2 separate regions of the Homo sapiens genome follow, and region 2 is linked to region 1. Evidence: chromatin loops called from intact Hi-C (ENCODE). Cell type or tissue: heart right ventricle. All regions are shown on one strand. Each heading gives the region's core, and the rest is flanking DNA. Links, peaks and the distances in the headings are about the cores only.

Region 1 (10,251 bases), core at 1,250-9,249:
AGCTCATCCACATGTGGCTAGAGAAGAAAATACCTCAAAGGCCAGAGAAGGCCAAAGAGACCCATGCAGGATAGAAGGCTCATCCATGGAAACTCCATACTCCAGATTGAATTTCACGAGCAGGACAGACAGGCACCACCAAACTGGGTCCAGTGTCCTGGCTATGGCTTCTAATTCCCTAATCTGGTTCTATCTATGAGTCAAGGGAAAATCTAGAAATGGTATACAGTCACCAAACATGAAGACATTTCCAAGAGATCCAGGATTCCATTCCAAAGAAAAGCACCTTTTCCTTTTACCTTGCTGTCTACCCACCTTCAGAGGCGCATTCTAAACGTTGCCTCTGCAGAGGGTGACTACATTAAACATTTCAAAAATAACCATACTGGATGTTGTGATACCCTAGAGAACTGCAGATTTTTCCCCAAATAAGAAAATGTAGCTCTTCAGAGCATATCTGAGAAACCAAATATCTGCTTAAACCCTTCTGTCACAGACACTGACACTACTCAAAATGAACTTTTCTCAAACATTAGATATAGGTCTTTACCATCTAGCTGAGATGTCAGGGCACTAGAGAGTCTCTATCTAAAGAGATAATTAAGAAAGAAATATCCAGAGTTTGCACAGTTTCTGACAGTGACATCAACCACCCATTGAAATGCTCTCTTTGCCAGATCTGTCCATTCATTCAATAAATAAATATTCAATAAAAACACCTGCATATAGAACACCCATGTGGCAAGCAAAGTGAGAAATAAAAAAGTAGTTTAAAAATAGACCTTGCCTTCAAAAACTAAGACATATATAACCCTCCCCACCCCCCAAAAAAATAAGGTAGAAAGCATTAATTGCCCTAAGAGGGGTATAAAGTGCCACACTCATGTGAGTTCAGAGAGGCTGAAATTATCTCTGATGGAAAGAGTCTAGAAAAATTTCACAGAGGAAAATAGTATTTGAGATGACCTTTGAAGGGTAGGCAGGATTTGAACCTGAAAGATGATAGCAAAGTGCATCCAGGTGGAAAGATCGTTCTAAGCAATGAATCTAAGGAAACAAACACAGGAAACAACACATTTGTTTCAGTCTGGCTGGAGAATAGGCTGCAAGGCACATAATTTGGGGAGGGGGGTAGAAAAATAAGTGACAGCCATTTTATAGATGGCTTTCAATAGGAATTGGGAATTTATGTCATAAAAAAGAGCCACTGAAGGTTTCTGAGCTGGGGAGTGGTATGCCAAGGGTGAGGCTTCCGAAGGATTAATTGGGCAAGGCAGATTAGAGGAGAATGTGAGCAGAGGCAAGAAGACTAATCAGGATAGAAATACAGTGATGTGGGTAAAAAGCAAAGAACTGTGGTGTCAGAGAAGGCAAGGAGAGGAGGAGGTAGATGAGAGAAATGTTGTCAGGTTAGGGTCAACATGATTTGCTCATTGGTGCTCATGTGGAAGAAGGACATGAAAGATAATCCTGATGGGTGTATTCTGGATGTCTGAAAAGATAATAATATTATCAACAGAAAAGGAACTCAGCAAGTGAAGATGCCTGTAGAAATCCCAAATGCTTATGTTTGGTCATCCACTGGAAATGTGGGCCTGGTGTCAGGAAGTCACAGAAGTATCTTTGGAAGACCAAAGATACTGTTCAGTCCCAGTTACCTTATCTCTGTGGTATTTGCCATTGTTGACCCTCTCCTCCTTGAAATTTTCCTCTTGGGTTTCTAGACAGTATCCATTCCTCATTTTCCTCTTCCCTCTGTGGCAATTCTTTCCGTCTGTATGAGCTCTTCTTCTCCTACTTGTCCCACAAATGGTTGTATTCTCCAGAACTGCAGCCTCAGTCATTTGCTATTCTCATTGCACATCCTGTCCCTGAAGTCTCATCTATACCTGTTGCTGCAGTTACCACTTCCATGTGGATGGCTCCTGCAGAAAGCAGTGGTTAAGGATGCAGATGCTAGTAGTATCAGCCTTGGTTCACATTCCAGCCCTACTTCTGGCTGGCCATGTAACTTTGGACAAGTCACCTACCTTGATCTTTCTCATCTGTAAAATGTGATTATGGAGTTGTTAAGAGGATTTAACATGAGGATTAATATGAAATCTGGTACAGTGTAAGTCCTCAGTAAATGGTAATTATTATTGAACAAAATCTGCAACTGGAAATCTAGATCTCTCTCTTGATAGCCAGTTCTACACAGTCAGTTGTCACCTGGGCAGGATCCCTCAAAGTCCCGAAGTAAACTCATTGTCTTTCTCACCTCCCATAACCCTGCCCCTCTGTATTCCCAACATTCATTCTATCATCCAAATTAGAAGCCTGGGAATCATCCCACAATTGTCCCACTCCTTTACCCCCACATCCATCTGTCATCAAATCCTATAAGATACAATGCCAAACTACTAAACATGGCATGAAAACCTCATCATTATCTCACTCCTGCTTTTTGTCCAAACTCATTTCCCACCACTCTCTCATTCCCCAATGCACTCACACCCTGTGGTTCAGCTTCATATCAATGTACTTGCCGTTCCTCACAAATATTGAGCCACCTAATATAAAGGTCTTTGCACATTTCTTTCGAATAGCCTTCTTCCAACTTCCTATACCCAATTCAGATAATTCCTATTGCCTTTTAAGACAGTTTGTGTCACCTCCCTGTGAAGGCTTTCTTGGCTACCAGTGGGCAGGTAAGTGGCTTTCTCTCTATTTCTTATAACAAATTGTATTTCCCTATGGTGGTACTTACCACATTAGAATTACTGATTTGCTTGTCTCTCTTCTCCAATAAATTGTAAGGACTTACAAGTAAGGACTGTGCTTCATTCATTGTTCAACTCTCCTTCCTCTGCCCTCCCTCTATCACAATACATAGCACATGGAAGGTACTTAATTTTTTTTTTTTTTTTTTGAGATGGAGTTTCGCTCTTGTTGCCCAGGCTGGAGTACAGCTGCACAATCTTGGTTCACCACAACCTCCACCTCCCAGGTTCAAGCGATTCTCCCACCTCAGCCTCCTGGGTAACTGAGATTACAGGCATGCGCCACCAGGCCCAGCTAATTTTTTTTGTATTTTTAGTAGAGACGGGTTTCTCCATGTTGGCCAGGCTGGTCTCGAACTCTCAACCTCAGGTGATCCACCTGCCTCAGCCTCCCAAAGTGCTGTGATTACAGGTGTGAGCTACCTCGCCCGGCCTTTTTTTTTTTTTTTTTTTTTTTTTTGAGACATGTTCTTGCTCTGTCACCCAGGCTAGGGTGCAGTGGTGTGATCACAGCTCACTGCAGCCTTGACCTCTTGGGCTCGAGTGATCCTCCCACCTCCTTCCCAAAGTACTGGAATTACAGGCTTGAGCCACCCCGCGTGGCTAGGTTTTTTGTTTGTTTGTTTCTGTTTTTTGAGATAGTGTCTCTCTCTGTCACCCAGGCTGGAGTGCAGTGGCGCAATCTCAACTCACTGCAGCCTTGACATTCCAGGCTCAAGCAGTCCTCCCACCTCAGCCTCCATAGTACTTAGTACTATAGGTGCACACCACCATGCCCAGCTAATTTTATATTTTCTAGAGACAAGGTCTCACTGTGTTGCCCAGGCTGGTCTTGAACTCCTAGACTCAATCATCCTGCCTCAGCCTCCCAAAGTGCTGGGATTACAGGTGTGAGCCACTGCCCCTGGCCAATTATTATTATTATTATTATTATTATTATTATTATTATTATTATTATTTTAGTAGAGATAGGGTTTCTCCATGTTAGCCAGGCTGGTCTCAAACTCCTGACCTCAGGTGATTCACCCACGTCGGCCTCCCAAAGTGCTGGGATTACAAGTATGAGCCACGGTGTCCGGCCCAATTTTTTTTAATATATAAATAAATGACTGAATACAGACAAACCAAGATAACCCTAGTGGTTTCCTGCTCTCTTTTTTGTTAGCATGATCAGTCATAGAATTCATGTAGCTTGACTTCAAAAGTTTTTCTGGTTTAGTCCATCCTCTGGAATAATAACTAATAGTTTCTATCCTATTTTCTAAGATACATGCATTTTAAAGCTAATGGGATATTTGATCACAATGTCCTGCTGGGGTGTTAAATCAAAGAAACCAAAGCTTTCTTTCATTTTATTTTGTCTATGGCATCTTTCCTGCATTCTCCAAATGTTCTCTGGTTAATCACTTGATCCACACCAAATAAGTCAAATGAACTCACCTGATGAAATGCAAAAGAAAGCCTGTAAGAACTTTAAGTTTGCAAATACAATTAGACTCTCTTTAATTCAAATAGTCGGATAATGCGATTCCCTAAGATTGTCATTCAGAATACCAACTCTCATTGTACTGAGGGGAGAGAAGATGCATAGAAACTCCAGGTGACAAAATATTTAAAAACACAGAATATTTTTTTCAAATGTATTCTTCTAATTTAAAGATGACACATCTTATAAGGGGGGATGAGAGCAATAAAACCGCTCCCAGTTATTACAGTGAACCTGCCAGAAGACCAGTCTTTGATGCCTATCAGCAGTCTCTGTCTATAGAAGCTGTTCCAGCTTTCATCCAGCCTTCTGGGTCCACTTCTCCACTCTCATTCCTCACATGTTGACCCTTGGGGATCTCCTACTGGAAAGTGCTCTTTCCTGCCATCACCCTCCTAGGCCCCTACCAGGGACCCAGCCCCAATGGGGCTTAATAGGCACCTTGGCATGGTAGTCTGGTGCCCTAGACTTTTTTTCTTTTAATTGAGGCAGAGTCTCACTACGTTGCCCAGGTTGGTCTCGAACCCCTGGGCTCAAGCATTCTTCCTGCCTCAGCCTCCTGAGTAGCTGGAACTACAAGCCACGTGCCACCTCGCCCAGCCAGTTACCCTAGACTTTTTGACGAAAAGAAAAAGTTTTCCAGGTTAAGAAAATGAACCATAGAAAATTACAATTGTAGCACCAAAAAGGAAACTGGCTGACAGACCAGCAGCTCAGAGATCAGTGACTTAGACAATGCTGCCACCTATCGACCAAAAATGGAAGTACGGCTGGTCTTAACAAATTTAGAGCGACTTAATGGAAAATTTCATATGGATTTGGAATAGGTAGTCACTGAATTGTTATTACCATCATTACTGGTGCTTCAACAATAAGGTTTTTCTAGTCCTAACACAATCACAACTAAATCCTATGAGCAGGGGGTGCGGCAGAAACTGAGGATGTAGAGTAGGAAAGTAGAGTCATGAATGTGAAGGAGTAAGTACTCTAGTACTTTTCCTTAATTCTGTGAATGTGGAGTAGGAAATCAGTTCAAATCCTGAAAGAGGGAATAGAGGGAATAAAGGCTAAGAAAAGCGCCCTTATTAGAAAAACAGATGGAGTAAGAGGAAGATAACAGCACCAGGAGACTGAGCACCTCCCATACACCACACACTGACTCAACAAGGTACATTCACATAAGGAATCTAATTTAATCCCCACTAAAACCCTGCCAGACTAGCATTTTCGTCTCCATTATTGGGTCCCTATTATTAGAGTGTAGCCAAAAAAAGGTACAGATTTGCATAAGCTCACAGCTCAGACCCAGCAGGGCTGGTTTGAACTCAGGTCTGTCTGCCCTGTCACAAAAGCCCATTCTCATTTTAACAGACCAAAACCACCTATTCTCACTTTTCAAATTTTTTAAGGCAAATATTGAGTACATAAGATTGTTCGGATTACAATCTCCTGCTGGGGTGTTAAATAAAGGAAACCAAAGCTTTAGGGGATGCCTATGCCGGGAGATTTGGTGCCACAGATTCTCTTTAACCCGTAGGGGCTCTTTTTTTTCCTTTCTCCTTCCTGCCCCATTTTTCTCTCCCCTCTAAAATCCTCTGTCTAACTATAGATACAGTACAGTAGCAACAGCCACTATCTACATATGGCCATTGGTACTTGAAATTAGGCTAGTCCAAATTGATATGCACTGTACATGTAAAATGCACACTGGATTTCTGGGACTTCATATAAAAATTTTAAAATCCCATTAATTATTTTTATATTGATTACACAGTGACATGACACTATTTTGGCTATATCCAGTTAAATAAAGTATGTCATTAAAATTAATTTCATCTGTTTTATTTTTTAACAGGACTACTAGAAAATTTTAAATTACATGTCTGGATGGCACTGTATTTCAACTGGATAGCGCCGGTTTAAAGACATGCAAACATGCTTTTGTAAAGAAACGCATTTCATACATTAATTAGTATAAGATCACAGGCATGAAACCAAAATCTGTTTCCTGCTCAGTTGATAGGCAGAAAACTGCCATCTGAGGTTCAATTAAGACAACTATAATTATTAACCGGGAGCTTCTCATCGTGAGCAAACTAATGAAGCCTGATTTTCTCTGGTTGTATGCCTTATGAGTGACTGATTTGTTCACTAATTATCCCAAAGTTTTTTATCCTGCAGATTACATTAATAATAGTGTGATTTATATACTAGAAGAATATGCTCTATCAGGCTCAACAATAACTTCACATTTCTCATATTAGAGAAAGTTGAGCTATTACTATTCCCCTCAGAAGCATGTTCCTAAGACGCTGCAGAATCTTCTCACCCCTACCTAGTTCAATGTCTTTAAAGCAGATGGAAATGTCATTGTGAACCAAAGGCTAGTCACATCCTAGGATTAAACCTATTTACCTCGAAGGCTTATTTTCAGGCTAACCAGGGTTCCTTACAACTTTTTCTTATCAAAAACAATCCTGGAAAAATGGACTTAGAGAAATCTACAGGCCAATGGACTCCTAAAGACAAGATACAGTCAAAGTTTCTAACCAGGAATTAAAAGATCAGGCTTACTCCCTAGGATGACAAACAATTGGTCCAAACCATATGGAGGTGCTCCTTCTACAGAGCCCTCAGCACAGTGGTACCTGAGACTGGACTTCATGAGCAGGGTTCTTGGGCAGGCAGAGCACATTCTGGGATGGCAGAAGACATTCTGCCTGTCCAAGAATTTCAAAGAGCCTCCATCTGCCCCTTGGAGTCAGGGTCTATGTCAATCATGATGCCGAGTTTCCAGACAGGAGGAGAATGGACTAATTAATTTCTCAAGTTCGCCTTCAAAACCAGACTCTGATCCCCCACTTTCAGCATAAGGGAACAGACCCAATAAGTTAAATTGAAGTTAAAAAAAAAAAAAAACCCTGGTCTGAGGTTTCCTAGGAACCCACTTGAATAGTGCACAATACAAACTCAACAGATATCTTCTGCCAGCTCTTTTCAATTTTCTCTGCTATGTGTGATATTTTCCATGGATGAGACCAGAGATGTTTGGTTGTAAATGATTGTCAGATGTTTAAACAATTTTGTTGCTGAAACATGATAATTTCCAGAAGCCCCTTTTCTGTACACGGTATCTTTTGCTAAGACCCACCACAAAGAAAATGAGTTGTACCAGAAGAATGGCAGAAGATCTGGAAATTAACTAAAAAAAAAAAATGGACCATAACATGCCTCAAACAAAACAAAAAAAATCATTAATAAGAAACAAGCCAGTTTCTAAGGGTCATGGAAAGAATACACATTGAGTTCCCAGCAGCTGGCTATGTTTCAAAGTCAGTAACCTCCAACTTGTCAGGGAAGATTGTGGTTAATGCTGTGAAAGACATGTGCTGAAAGATTTCTGGTTGCCCTTAAATTCCTGAATTTCTAGTCAGGATATCATACCACACATGTGCAAAACAGAAAAGTCTGGTAAAGTCTAAGTGGGTCCTGCTGTAAGTGTATAAAATCTTAACTTATAAAACCAATACATTAGATAATCACATATCAAAAAAGGATTAACTCAAAAATATTTTTAAATAAAAATTTCCCTACTCACATAGTAGGTTGAATCATATGAAACTGCAAATATTTGACTCTTTTTGACCCAAAAACCCCCAAATTCTGGCAATTCAAGCTATACATTTCATTAACAACATTGGCACTAAAAATTTAAAGAGAGTATTAGGAATCCCTACAAAAGGTTGCAGAAATAAAATTTTTAAAAAATATATTTCTCAAATTACAAAGTCAACAGGAAATTATTTTGTTCAATGTTTTCTATTTTTAGATGTATAATTTTTTTCAGTGACATACCTATAGCCTCTTTTAATCTGAATACCACAGGATATAATCAGTGATAACTAAGAAGAATTTTTTTTTTTTTTTTTTTTTTTTGAGACAGGGCCTCACTCTGTAGCCCAGGCTGGAGTGCAGTGGCAGGCACAATCTCGGGTCACTGCAACCTCCACCTTCTGGATTCAAGTGATTCATGTCTCAGCCTCCCTGGTAGCTGGGATAACAGGCGTGTGCCACCACGCCCAGCTAATTTTTGTATTTTTTGGTAGAGATGGGGTTTCACCTGAAGTAAGAACTTCAGTAATAAATTTGGCAATGCCTAAAATAATAGTAATACACTTCATGTTTGTTTATTGTTTATATTTCAAAGTAGCTTTAAATGAAATGACTCTATTAAGCCATTTCTCCAAATCCTTTGTGTGAAAATGAGACAAAGATGGAAGAAAGAGAGAGAAAGAAAGAAGGAAAGATGGACTAATTTTAATTATCGAAATTTAGACACCCAAATGAGCATTGTCTTTCAAAGGACTCCCTATAGCTACATATCTAATTCCAAGTGACGCTGCCACACTGATCAGAACGTTCATGGAATTCCTCTTTGGAATCACTTTCCAAGTTACATAAGAAAACCAGTACATTCTTTAACAGTCATATTTTTTTCTTTTTCTTTTTAAATTCCAAAACGGGGTGTCTAGCTAGATCAGTTGGTAGAGCATAAGACTCTTAATCTCAGGGTCATGGGTTTGAGCCCTACGTTGGGCGCTGTGTTTCCCAGCATTTTGGGAGGCCGAGATGGGCAGATCACTTGAACTCAGGAATTCGAGACCAGCCTGGCCAACATGGCAAAACCCCGTCTCCACAAAAAAATACTAATATGAGCCAGGTGTGGTGGCGCATGCCTGTAGTCCCAGCTACTTGGGAGGCTGAGGTGGGAGGATCACTTGAGCCTAGGAGGTGGAGGCTGCAGTGAGCTGAGAGCGCCACTGCACTCCGGCCTGGGTGACAGAGTGAGACCTTGTCTCAAAAAAAGAAAGAAAGAAAGAAAAGAAAAGAAAATGGCACCAACCAGCTTATTGATCTACTTAGTTCCAGATGCTTTTTGACTATTTGCTAAAATGTGTACATACATGCATACATAAAAATAAAATAAAAACGACTCGGGAAAGGAAAATATTTTTACACTGAGGATACCCAAGAATGCCGGGTACATTCTCCCACTTTCCCTTTTTGTCTGCTTATTACCCACTTCCTCCAGCAGTACCCTCCACCTTCTGACAGAAAACCAGGTCTCTTCTCTGTAAACCAAGGTGGTTCGAAATGAGATGGTGGGAATGTCCCTTACAACGGCCAGCCCCAATCCCACCGGGAGTAACTTCGACATATTCCTTTACTCTTTCTGCTTCTTTTAACATATCTGAAAATGGAAAGTAGGTAAACTGCACCTACTTCCTCAGAAGGTGGAAGGGATTCGTGGTGTAATCTCTCTACGTGGGCGGAAACACACTGTAAGCACCCAAATAACAAAATGTAAATGTCTAGCAAGTATATAAAAAAACATCAGGAAAGGTTTTTTGTTTGTTTTTGTTTTGTTTTGTTTTTGTTTTTGTTTTTCATATAAAAGGCCAAAAGTAGGGAAGTGACAGAAAGGCTGATTGCCGACCTTTTCAGAGCTTACTTATTTTAAACAATTACACTGACTCATAAAATAAAAGTATTTCTTGTGCCCCGGTCAAAAGCAAGTGGATTTTTACTTTAAGGGTGAATAATAAGAATGCTTTGGGGATGACGAATAAAAGGGCTTCCCCCGGCTAGCCGAGGCGGAGCCATCGGGGATATACCATCTCTCCTCGTCGATCTGGAAGGCTTTCTGAAGGAACTGGGGTTTGTGTCCCTGGCACGCCCGGGACCTGCGTGGGGCTCAGCGCGCTGCCAGGCGACCTCAGCAGCCCAGAGCTTCAACGGTTGCTGTGGCAACAGGCCGCCCAGAGCAGCAGTCAAAGTCCCTGCGTGAGCGACTGCACTTCCCAAGCGCGGAGAGTCTGCCCAATGAGTTCCGCCCTCTCTAGCGCGCTTTCTGTGATCCACCAATCAGGCTCTGCCACGCCCGAGCTGAGTGGTCAGCTTGCCTGGGAGGGCGGGGTTAGGGTGCAGAAACAGGACGGAGAA
Region 2 (10,251 bases), core at 1,047-9,046, 450 kb before region 1:
AGAGCCCTGCAGAGCATTGTTGTGTGCACATGGATGGCAACCCTAGAACGGGCATATATGGGGTGTCCCACACTGCAGCTCTCAGGGAACAGCAGAAAGATATTCTTCCAGAAAAGGGCAAATTTTTCTAATATTTTTTGAGTAGACTGTGTGTTGCTGAATGTATGCCTAGCTCTTTGCTCAGGAACAAGTTTTGTCCCCTAGGCAAAGAAAGAGGAGGTGATTGGTCCTTGCTCTGGCTTGAGGGGCTCTAAAATTTCCTGCCTCTGTGCTGTCCCACCCTCCTAGGCTGGGATGCTGCAGTTGGCCTGACTTCACCATCTCATAACTGCCATCACTCCTGGGTCAGGAAACAAGCAGGGCTCACTGGCTTCAGGGGACCACAGGTAACAGGTGCGTATGTCAGCTCAGAAGCTTTATTGTCCTTTCTCCAGAGCACGAGAGTCAGCTTTTACAAGGCAAAAGAGGTGGTTGCTTTAGAAGATGAGTCCCACAAGAAAACGTATCTTACTAGGAAAGCTAGCCTGAGATGACTCCAGAAATGAAAAAGAGGAAGACTAATTTTTTCAAAGCAACTAAAGTCTCAATGTTCAGTAAATAATTTATTTGGATAATTCATTTGCAAAAAGAAAGCGTTCAACTTCTAGGAGATCAATTAATTCTATGTAAGGAGCGATTACAGTTCAGAAGTAGATTTCAACTTTCTTTTGCCATATATCTGTCTTTTGCCCTGAGATTTAAGAGAGATTGGCCAAGCCGGTGCGGCGGCTCATGCCTGTAATCCCAGCACTTTGGGAGGCTGAGGAGGGTGGATCATGAGGTCAAGAGATCGAGACCATCCTGGCCAACATGGTGAAACCCCGTCTTTACTAAAAACACAAAAATTGGCCAGGCATGGTGGCAGGCAACTGTAGTCCCACCTACTCATGAAGCTGAGGCAGGAGAATCGATTGAACCTGGGAGGTGGAGGTTGCAGTGAGCCAAGATCGCTCCACTGCACTCCAGCCTGGTGGCAGAGCGTGACTCCGTCTAAAAAAGAGAGAGATTGGCCAACTTGCCAAGATCATCTTCCTTTCTTTTTCATATCTTTATTCTTTCCTTCCTTCCTTCCTCCTGTTCCACCCTCCTTCCTCCTATTCCATTAAGCATCATTCTTCCATCTCTTACCACCAACTCCTCCCCCTGCCCCAGGTGGAATTCCACCTAAGAAGATCTGTGCTGGCCTGGGACTCTGAATTAAGTGGGCTTGGGGGTTATGTGGCTTTAGCACCCGCTATAAACAAGTTTCCCTCTCAGTCAGTTTCTTCTTACTACAAGAAGGACCTCCAGTATGGCTCCTCCTGTGGTTGGATTCCAGGTCACTGCTGTGCCCTGTGTAATTTAGGAACCTCTTTGATTATACAGGTGAATAGCTCTACTTGTTTCTCGAGCAGATGTTTGGTTGAAGTCCCTTCCCTGTGATTATGACTTGCTTTGGTCAAAAGGAAAGTAACTTGAGAAAGCTGGGTCCAGGAATGAAGAACAGGGAGGCAGCCACAAGATGAATTTTTGAACTCTCCAGACCACATTTTTGACTATACAATCCCTGAACCAACCTTATTATTAAGTATAATTACCAGCCCCAGGCATAAGCTACAGAGCCCCTACAGAGGTACTGTAGGTACCCCCAAGTTAAGCTATGTTTTTTTCATGCATGACCATCTTACCAATTGAGGAGTTATGAACCCCTGGGTAATCAATTGGGTCAAGGTGGCTCCAAATACCAAAAGACATTGATAGGATACTGAGAAATGTAAAATATCCATCATTAGAACTTAAGAGCTAAGTATATCCAGGCCTCACTTAAAAACAATACAGACGTGTTTTAATGCAACATGTTTTTTTCCTGACTATTGATTCTTGGAAAATAAAGTTTCTTCCCAAACACCTGCATCAGCTCCAGACTGATTAATATGATGGTCCTCTCAGGAGGTGGGAATGGGTATTGGTTTAAGGATGATTAGTCCCTATTTCATATAAGGCATACTGATCAGATAAATTGTTGGCAATAGATCCCTCTCATATAATTGCATTAATAGAAAGCACATGGAAGAGAGCCATTTCAAGGTCCAACAGCTCTGTGAGGTAGATATGATTCTTAATCCTACCTTTCAGGTAAGAAAACCAAGATTTAAGAGAGATTGGCTAACTTGACAAGATAATCTTCATTTCTTATCTTCCTTCATTCCTTCCTCCTTTCTCTCCTTCATTCCTTCCTTCCTTCCTTCCTCCCTCCCTTCCTTCCTCCCTCCCTCTCTTCCTTTCTTTGTTCCTTCCTTCCCTTCTTCCTCCTTTTCTTTATACACTATATGCAAGTCTCTATAAGCACAACAGAGAACAAACAAGACAGAAAGTCCTGGCCCTTATGGACCTCACATTCCAGTGGGGGGTAAAACAATTTTCTCTACATAATATGCTACGATAATGCCAGGTAATGAAGAGCTTTGTAAAATAATAATAAATGGGACAAGGATAGAGAGTGGGGATGGTGGTAAAAGGGCTTTTATTTAATACAGATGCTCAGAGAAGTCCTCTCTAACAAGATGACATTTGAGGAGAGACTTGAATGAAAGACAGGAGGGGCAAATGAAAAACATGCTTGGCAAGTGTGAGGAAGACCAAGAAGGCCACTGTTACTGGAGAAGAGGACAGGAGAGAGAATGATAGGAAAAGTAGCCAGAGCACATATGTATAGCGTCTTGGAAGCCACAGTAAGGATTTGGATTTCAAATGTGTAATGAGAACGTACCAGTTGCTGGGGAAGGCTGTAAATGGACAATAGTGGAAGCAGTTGGTGGGGGTGGGAGGGCAAGTTGGTGTTTTGAATAGAAAGCCACGCAGTAGTCCATGCTTGGGCCAGGGTGGTAATGAGAAAGGTAGTGATAATTGGCTGGATTCATGTTATCTCTGAAGCTAGGACCATAGGATTTGTCTCAGGACACAACGAAGTCTAGACTTTAACCCAGGCAAGTTGGCAACAGCCCCACATACCCACCCTCTGGCCAACACACTAGACAGTAAGTAGGTTTTAGTCTCACTGCAGCCACCCCCTCAATCCTCCTATTTCTATTACCCCCGTGCTCTCTGCTGCCACCTAGTGCCCATGTGCTGCCTTCAACTCCTCCCAGCCCTTGCCCTGAGTGGGGTGCCCATCAAATACTTAGGAAGAAAATGTCACTTCTCTGGGCCTCAGTTTCTTCATCTGTGAATGTTAGGGCTGGGATAATTGCCCCTAAAGCCATTTTCAATTCTTACTTTCCACGGTCGTGATCTCTTCCCTATGATGTAGGCAGGGAAAATGTTAAGATTATGGCTACCTATGTTTTCCCTGTAGGAATATATTTTTTAAATGTTGCCTTGGCAGTTCTTGAGCACCCTGCTCTAGTGCTCAGAAAGAATCAAGGTGCTCTGGAATCATTAGGTCTTGTTGCAAAGTTGGGATTAAACTAATTAACATTATATAAAATCTAAAATTGAGTACCTTGAAAGAGAGTTTGGTTGCTCTCCAAAAAATTAAATAAAGAATTCCTGTGTGACCTAGCAATTCCATTCCTAGGTATATATTCAAAATAATTGAAAATAGGTACTCAAACAGACCTTGGTACACGAATGTTCACAGCAGTGCTATTCAGCGTAGCCAAAAGTTAGAACAATCCAAATGTTCACCAACAGATGAATGGATAAACAAAATGTGGTATACCCATAAAATGAAATATTACTCTGCCATAAAAAGGAATGAAGTGTTGATAAATGCTACAGTATGGATGGACCTCAAAACATTATGGCAAATTAAAGAAGCCAGACTCACAAGCTGACATATTGTAGGATTTTATTTATATGAATTATCCAGAATAGATAACCCATAGAGACAGAAAGCAGATTGATGGTTGCCAGGGACTGAGTAAAGGGTGGAAATGGGAAGTGACTGCTTAATAAGTACAGGGTTTCTATGGGGTAATGAACATATTTTGGAACTTGATAGAGATGCTGGTTGCACAGCAATATGAAAGTATTAAACGCCACTAAAATGTACAACTTAAAACGGCTAATTTTGTTATGTGGATTTCACCTCATTAAAAATGTTGATGTAAAGGTAAAAGTGTTGATTCACTTCCTCAGTCCCACTAGGCTCATTTCAAATGCTCAGTGGCTAGCGGCCAACATATTGGGCAGCACAGATGTGGAATATTTACATCATTGTAGAAAGTTCTCTTGGACAGCACTGATTTAGACAATACATGGTCTCTGACACGACCGTGGGGAGGTTGCGGGAGTAGAGGAGGAATGAAGGCATTGGAGGAATGAAGGCAGGAGTAGAGGAGGAATGAAGAGAGTTCACATTGGTTCGTGCGCTTCGTGGAGGCTCCATGTGCACCATGGAATGTACTGTTCTCCCTCGCAGAGTGGAGAGCCTCCTCAGTGCTACTTTCCAACAAATGCCCACCAGAGGGCACTCTCACACCCCAGAAAACAGAAAACTAAAAGGACGTCAGAGTGCAGGGACTTAACATTTTTAGCATCCAGAACTAAACTAGTGGTAATAGAAGTTCATGGAAAGCAAACACTATATGAGAAGTTCCATGTAAACTCTCCCACTCTGACTTGAGAAATTGTTCATTTTGGGGGGAAGCTTTCCTTCTTGGCTATATTGGGTCTCAGCCCAACGTGAATTTGATGAGTATGTAGAAAGGTTGCATGTGTACTAAATGCAAATGTACGAGCTAAAGGCTAGAGTCCTGTGGCCCAGGGATGAAGTTGTCCATCCTTGCCCTGCTGCTTTGTTTGCTCCCGTTTTCCAAAGCTCTTGCCGACAGCTTAATGGCTGGTGGGCTGTGCTACCATTAAACCACCATGGGAAATTAAAACTCTACAAGCATTCAGTGTGGTAACTCTCTAACTAAGGCAGCAAGCCTTTGCTTAAAATAAAATAAAAGAAAAATGTCTGCTTCCAGGGTAGGAACTATACCTAAAGCATGATTTTAAAAAACATTTGAAAATTATTATCTCTTCTGGTGAGCATTCTGGTGAGCCAGTGTGAGCATTTATACTTCATTGTTTGAGTTTTTGCATGAATCTTCTCCAAAGCTCTTGTAATCAGAAAGTTAACCAGGATGATAGTTTGGCTCTGACATTGCTGGCGTCTTGCAAATCTAAATGTGAAAAACCGATCTGGCAGTTTTACACTTGGAGAATAACATTGTATAGGACTCAACTATTGCCTCTACCATTTGGCTCTTGCGACACTAAGACATTTTTCCTTCTCAGAATTTGGAAATGTTTTGGGTTAAAAAAAAATAAACTCACACTTCTCTAGATCTGGAAGAGCTATTTCTGCAAACTCTTCGGGACAGGGTATAAATGTAGCCTGCCATTCCAGTGATTGGGTGGTTGGTCTCATGGACAGAAATGGTGGGTGTTCCTTCTTCCCTTTCTTCTCTCCTCTCCCCCTTCCTACTCTTTCTCCCTGTATCTGAGATGGATTTATTAAATTTGGAACTTTTTTTTTTTTTTGAGACAGAGTCTTGCCTTGTCGCCCAGGCTGGAGTGCAATGGCACACTCTTGGCTCACTGCAACTTCCGCCTCCCGGGTTCAAGCGATTCTCCTGCCTCAGCCTCTTGAGTAGCTGGGATTACAGGCATGTGCTACCATGCCCCCCTAGCTTTTGTATTTTTAGTAGAGGAGGGGTTCACCATGTTGGCCAGGCTGGTCTCGAGCGCCTGACCTCAGGTGATCCACTTGCCTTGGCCTCCCACAGTGCTGGGATTACAGGTATGAGCTGCCGCACCTAGCCTGGAGCATTCTTTACTAATTCTCAGCTCTCTGGAAAAAGTGGACAAAACCAGGCTTTGGCCTTGGGTTAATATCTGCCAGAGGTGTTACAAAGAGGGAAAATTACTAGCTGTTACTCAACGGAGTATTTAGAAAGAAGATATTTTAATATTGTCCTTTTATCTAGTGTCTTATCATTGTTTGTAGGTATGCAAATTTTATATTCACCTATTTTGTAATATACATGCTTTTTAGTTCCTGAAACCCAAGACCAAAATGCCATTTAAATCTCAAAGGACCATCACCTCCTCACTTTCCCTAGGTGACATTAAATATCTTCAGCTCTCAAAAGTATTGCATACTTTTGAGCGGCATGCAGGCCAATAAGCTGAAATGGGCTGGAAAGCAGGGAATCACTAGCCAACTCATGCCCATTGGCACAATTTTAATCTATGTTTTAAAACAAAATTTTCAAAAGAGAGAAAAATATATGCAGCATTTACCGAAGAATGTTTCACACACATGCACAAGAAAAAAAACAGTCTGAGAAGGATTGAGGGGAAAAGCGTACTCGGTGGTCAAATAAATTTGGAAAACACTAAGTGTTCACTTTTTCTCTTGGCCATTCACAATTTATATCTATATGGTAAAGGTCTTGAGAAACTGCATGTAGCAGAAGTTATTAATGCTCTACCCAGATCCTTGGAGATCTTTTACAGTTCTTTGTGCTCATCCCAAGCTTTGGCATTCTTCACAACTTTCTTCAGAGTATTGGCGGATGCACAGAAAGCCTAAAGTACCTGAGAATTCACAGTCCCTCAGGAGGCTCATGGTCAATGACGACAATGATGGGCAGATGTTGAGAAGCCTAACCCTTTGCCTTTAAGTAGAACAAACTCTGTGAAATACTTCAAGCCCCAGAGCTGCCTGGGCCTAAGTGATCACCTGAAATGGCACCTGGTCTTCGTTTCTCCCTTCCCTATCCTATTTCCTACTTCATTGGCTGCTTTTGGGAGCACTTTTTTCATAAGTTCCTTGCCCATATGTCCTCACTTCAAGGTCTGCTTCTGGAGAACCTGACCCACCATGCTACAAGGAACCCCATTCAATTTTGTTTAACTCAGGGTTTTAGTCATGCATTCATTAAACAAACTTTTACTGAGTTCCTATTGTGTGTCCATGTGTCCTAAAAGTACTGGACCGTGGATGGCTAATCATTGGCCGATTCATCCCACCGAGCGTGAATGGGTGAGTTTTCTCTCCCATGTAACACCTTTCAGATTTGGGGGAAACTAAAATGCCAAGGAATTCACTTTCGGAAATGCTGACATACAGAATTAGATTTGGCACACGTAAGTCACACTCTCAAACCATGTTGTACATTCCTCAAGGGAAAACCGTGGAGGTGCCTTTCTTTTTATCCACGTTATCATTGCTCAACCCTGACTTGCACCTTGAATCGCATCTCAAGCAGTTGTAATGGAACATGCTCTGGACATGGACTCAGAACTCCTGAGTTCTCATTCATCTTCAAGAAGTGAGGGGAAGCTGGAGGAGAGACAACCTGGTGATTAAGATGTGATGCTGGTAAACGTGGGGAAGGCTAAAGTCAATTTTGTGGAAGAATACAGTTTTGGCCACCTGGCAATTTTGGAAAAGATTTACAAAAGAGTGTTGCATAATAATTTCTCCCAAGAAGCTCAAAGTTCATCCCAGATGTGGTATAATCCATCTCCAAACATCCCTATGAAGCAGAAAGCATTTTAGAAGCTCACAGTGTGATTTTTAAAGTCTGTTTGATCAGTTCATATAACTTGGCAGTCAACGCTTATGTTTGATGTCACATAGGAAAACTACCCAGGTGTTTTGAGGCTGGATTGACTGGGGAAAAACAATCTGAAGGTGGAAGTGGAGTCAGGAGACACGCTTTCTGTCCCCACCTTTTCTCTGCCTGTCTTTCTCAATTGAGCACACTTCATAGAAGTTTGATGTGACAGGATTATAGCTAAGCCAGGGTCTCTTAAAAACTAAGCTTGGTCAGGGAGAAGCAGCAGAGAGAGGCCTGCTGGCTGCTAAGGTAAGCACAGTGCACACAGTGCCTCTTGATGCTGCCTGAAGCCAAGTATCTGGACTCCATGCTTCATAAAGTAAGAAGGTTAAAAACAAAAAAACCCCGTTTCTACTAAAAATACAAAAAATTAGCTGGGCGTGGTGGCGGGTGCCTGTAATCCCAGCTACTCGGGAGGCTGAGGCAGGAGAATGGCATGAACCCGGGAGGCGGAGCTTGCAGTGAGCCGAGATGGTGCCATTGCACTGCAGCCTGGGCGACAGAGCGAGACTCCCTCTCAAAAATAAAAATAAAAATAAAAATAATTAAAAAAATAAAAACCTGTTCCTTATACTTTTAAGAGAAAGGATTAAAAAAAACAGATGATCAAATTGTAGGTAATATGGTATATATGTGCATATCTGCATTCTGGTCATATCCTAAAAGGCTAAAAATGCCTGCCCTAGGTAAATGGAGGAGAGTAAAGACTCAGAGCAGGTCTTTGGAGTTGGTGACCACTTGGAGAACTGTTTCAACAAAGCAGAAACCTAACTTCCAGGTTAAGGAGTGTGTGGTGGTTGCGTGCAAGCCCCCAAGCAACTCCAAATAGGGTGATATGTGATCAGAGTCAAATGAAGGACACAAATAATCAGAGGGTTAAGGATTCAGAACAGGAAAGATGCTATAGAAATGGCAGGGTCATAACAATGTATCAGGAAACATTAAGGCTTGCAATGGGCCTGAAGGTAAATCTGAGGAGCTTGGTTATAGATTTTAAGAGTCTCATCCCAGGGAATTCCCTGCCTGTTTACTCTGAAGAGAAGGTGCTCTGAAATTCTAATCTTCACTCTTCTAAGTGAAAAATCCTGGAAACTCTTCCAAGACTTGCACCTTAGACCAATCATCATGGTCTGCTGTTGACTTTCCTATCATCTGATCTTTTGCCTCATTTGCTGTTCATCCCATATTATCTTTCACTTGCCCATGACCCCTCCTCAGTGGTGGACTTTTATTACCTGCTAAGGGCTATTTTCCTGCTTCATAGATGGTACCTTCTCATTGAGTCCTTACGCAGTGGAAGGGGCAAGGCATCTCTCTGGGTCTTCTTTTACAAGGGCACTAATTCCATTCATGAGAGTGGAGCCCTGATGACCTGATCACGTCCCAAAGGCCCTACCTTCTAATACCATCACCTCGGGAGGTAGGATTTCAACGTATAAATTTTGGGCAAATAGAAGTATTCAGATCACAGCAGCATGTGTGAGGGAAAAGGGACCTGAATCTATGTGTATAGTAATGTCTGGGCACTGACACTGGTATGACCACCTACCACAAGACAAATATTAAATAGGACAATGTCTGTAATACTTTGCTAGAAGGCTATACTACAGAAGGGTATAATCCAAGATGAGTGCCGTGATAGAGCTGCAGTTACAGAGCACCCAAACATTATCACACTCTAATCATAATCACGTCTTCCACACCTGACCGGTAGGGAGCACACATGCTGCAGAGGTCAGACATATCTTAGTGTAATGGCGGAAGCTTTGTAGTAAAAGTTAGGTAGCCTGGGTCCAAGTCCCGACCTTACTCCTTTTTAGTTCCGTAACTTTGAGAAAGGGACATAAGGTGTCTAACCTTGGGTTTCCTGTAAAATTGGGACAATAAAATTCCTGCCTTGTTTACTTCAAAAGGCTATTGTGAAAATTAAATGAGATAATGAATGTCAAAGCATGTTGCGTACTCTGAAATAGTATACAAATGAAAGTTCTTGTAATATAATTGATATTTAATTCTCTCCAAAGCAGTGCAAGATGGGGTAAGAATAATCACCATCATAACGGTTAAATTTTTCTCTTTTATCATGATGTTTTTTGTCACTGAAACATCATTTCAAACTACAGAACAGTTATAAGAAAGTACAAAAAAATGCCCATAACACTTACATTTTTCGCTTTTATAATATCTTGATTTTTTGTACATCATTTCAAACTACAGGAAAGTTATAAGAAAGTAAAAAAATGCCCATAATAGTTACATTTTTCTCTTTTATAGTATCTTGATTTTTTTGTATATCATTTGTAACAGAAAAGTTATAAGAAAGGGGGGGGAAAACCTATAGGTTTGGGAGGCCAAGGAGGGTGGATCGCTTGAGGTCAGGAGGAGACCAGCCTGGCCAACATGGCGAAACCTCATCTCTACTAAAAATACAAAAATTAGCTGGGCATGGTGATGGGTGCCTGTAATCCCGGATACTCGAGGGGCAGGGGGCTGAGGCAGGAGAATCACTTGAACCCGAGAGGAGGAGGTAGCAGTGAGCAAAGATCACACTGATGCACTCCAGCCTGGGTGACACAGGGAGACTCTGTCTCAAAACAACAACAATAACAACAAC

Evidence for each region. Peaks named below come from ENCODE experiments on the same cell type or tissue, not always from the same donor. Only the 100,000 strongest peaks of a DNase experiment are listed, where the experiment ranks them.
Region 2: it touches region 1 in a loop (4-fold over the local background); 33 of 110 quality-filtered maps call a loop at or near these places.

Annotation. Positions count from the first base shown.
Region 1 is chr1:165,588,139-165,598,389 of GRCh38, forward strand. It overlaps the pseudogene TRK-CTT13-1. Among named protein-coding and RNA genes, the nearest start is that of LRRC52-AS1, 11 kb to the left of the region's middle. RefSeq lists a silencer at 8,045-8,252. In heart right ventricle, for the core only: CTCF peaks have their summits at 5,003 (motif pointing left) and 5,204; a DNase peak (open chromatin) is centred at 5,003; H3K27me3 peaks cover 1,358 bases.
Region 2 is chr1:165,140,513-165,150,763 of GRCh38, forward strand. No RefSeq gene overlaps it. Among named protein-coding and RNA genes, the nearest start is that of LMX1A-AS2, 58 kb to the right of the region's middle. RefSeq lists a silencer at 4,458-4,507. In heart right ventricle, for the core only: CTCF peaks have their summits at 3,133 (motif pointing left), 4,481 (motif pointing right) and 4,680; a DNase peak (open chromatin) is centred at 4,469; H3K27me3 peaks cover 3,789 bases.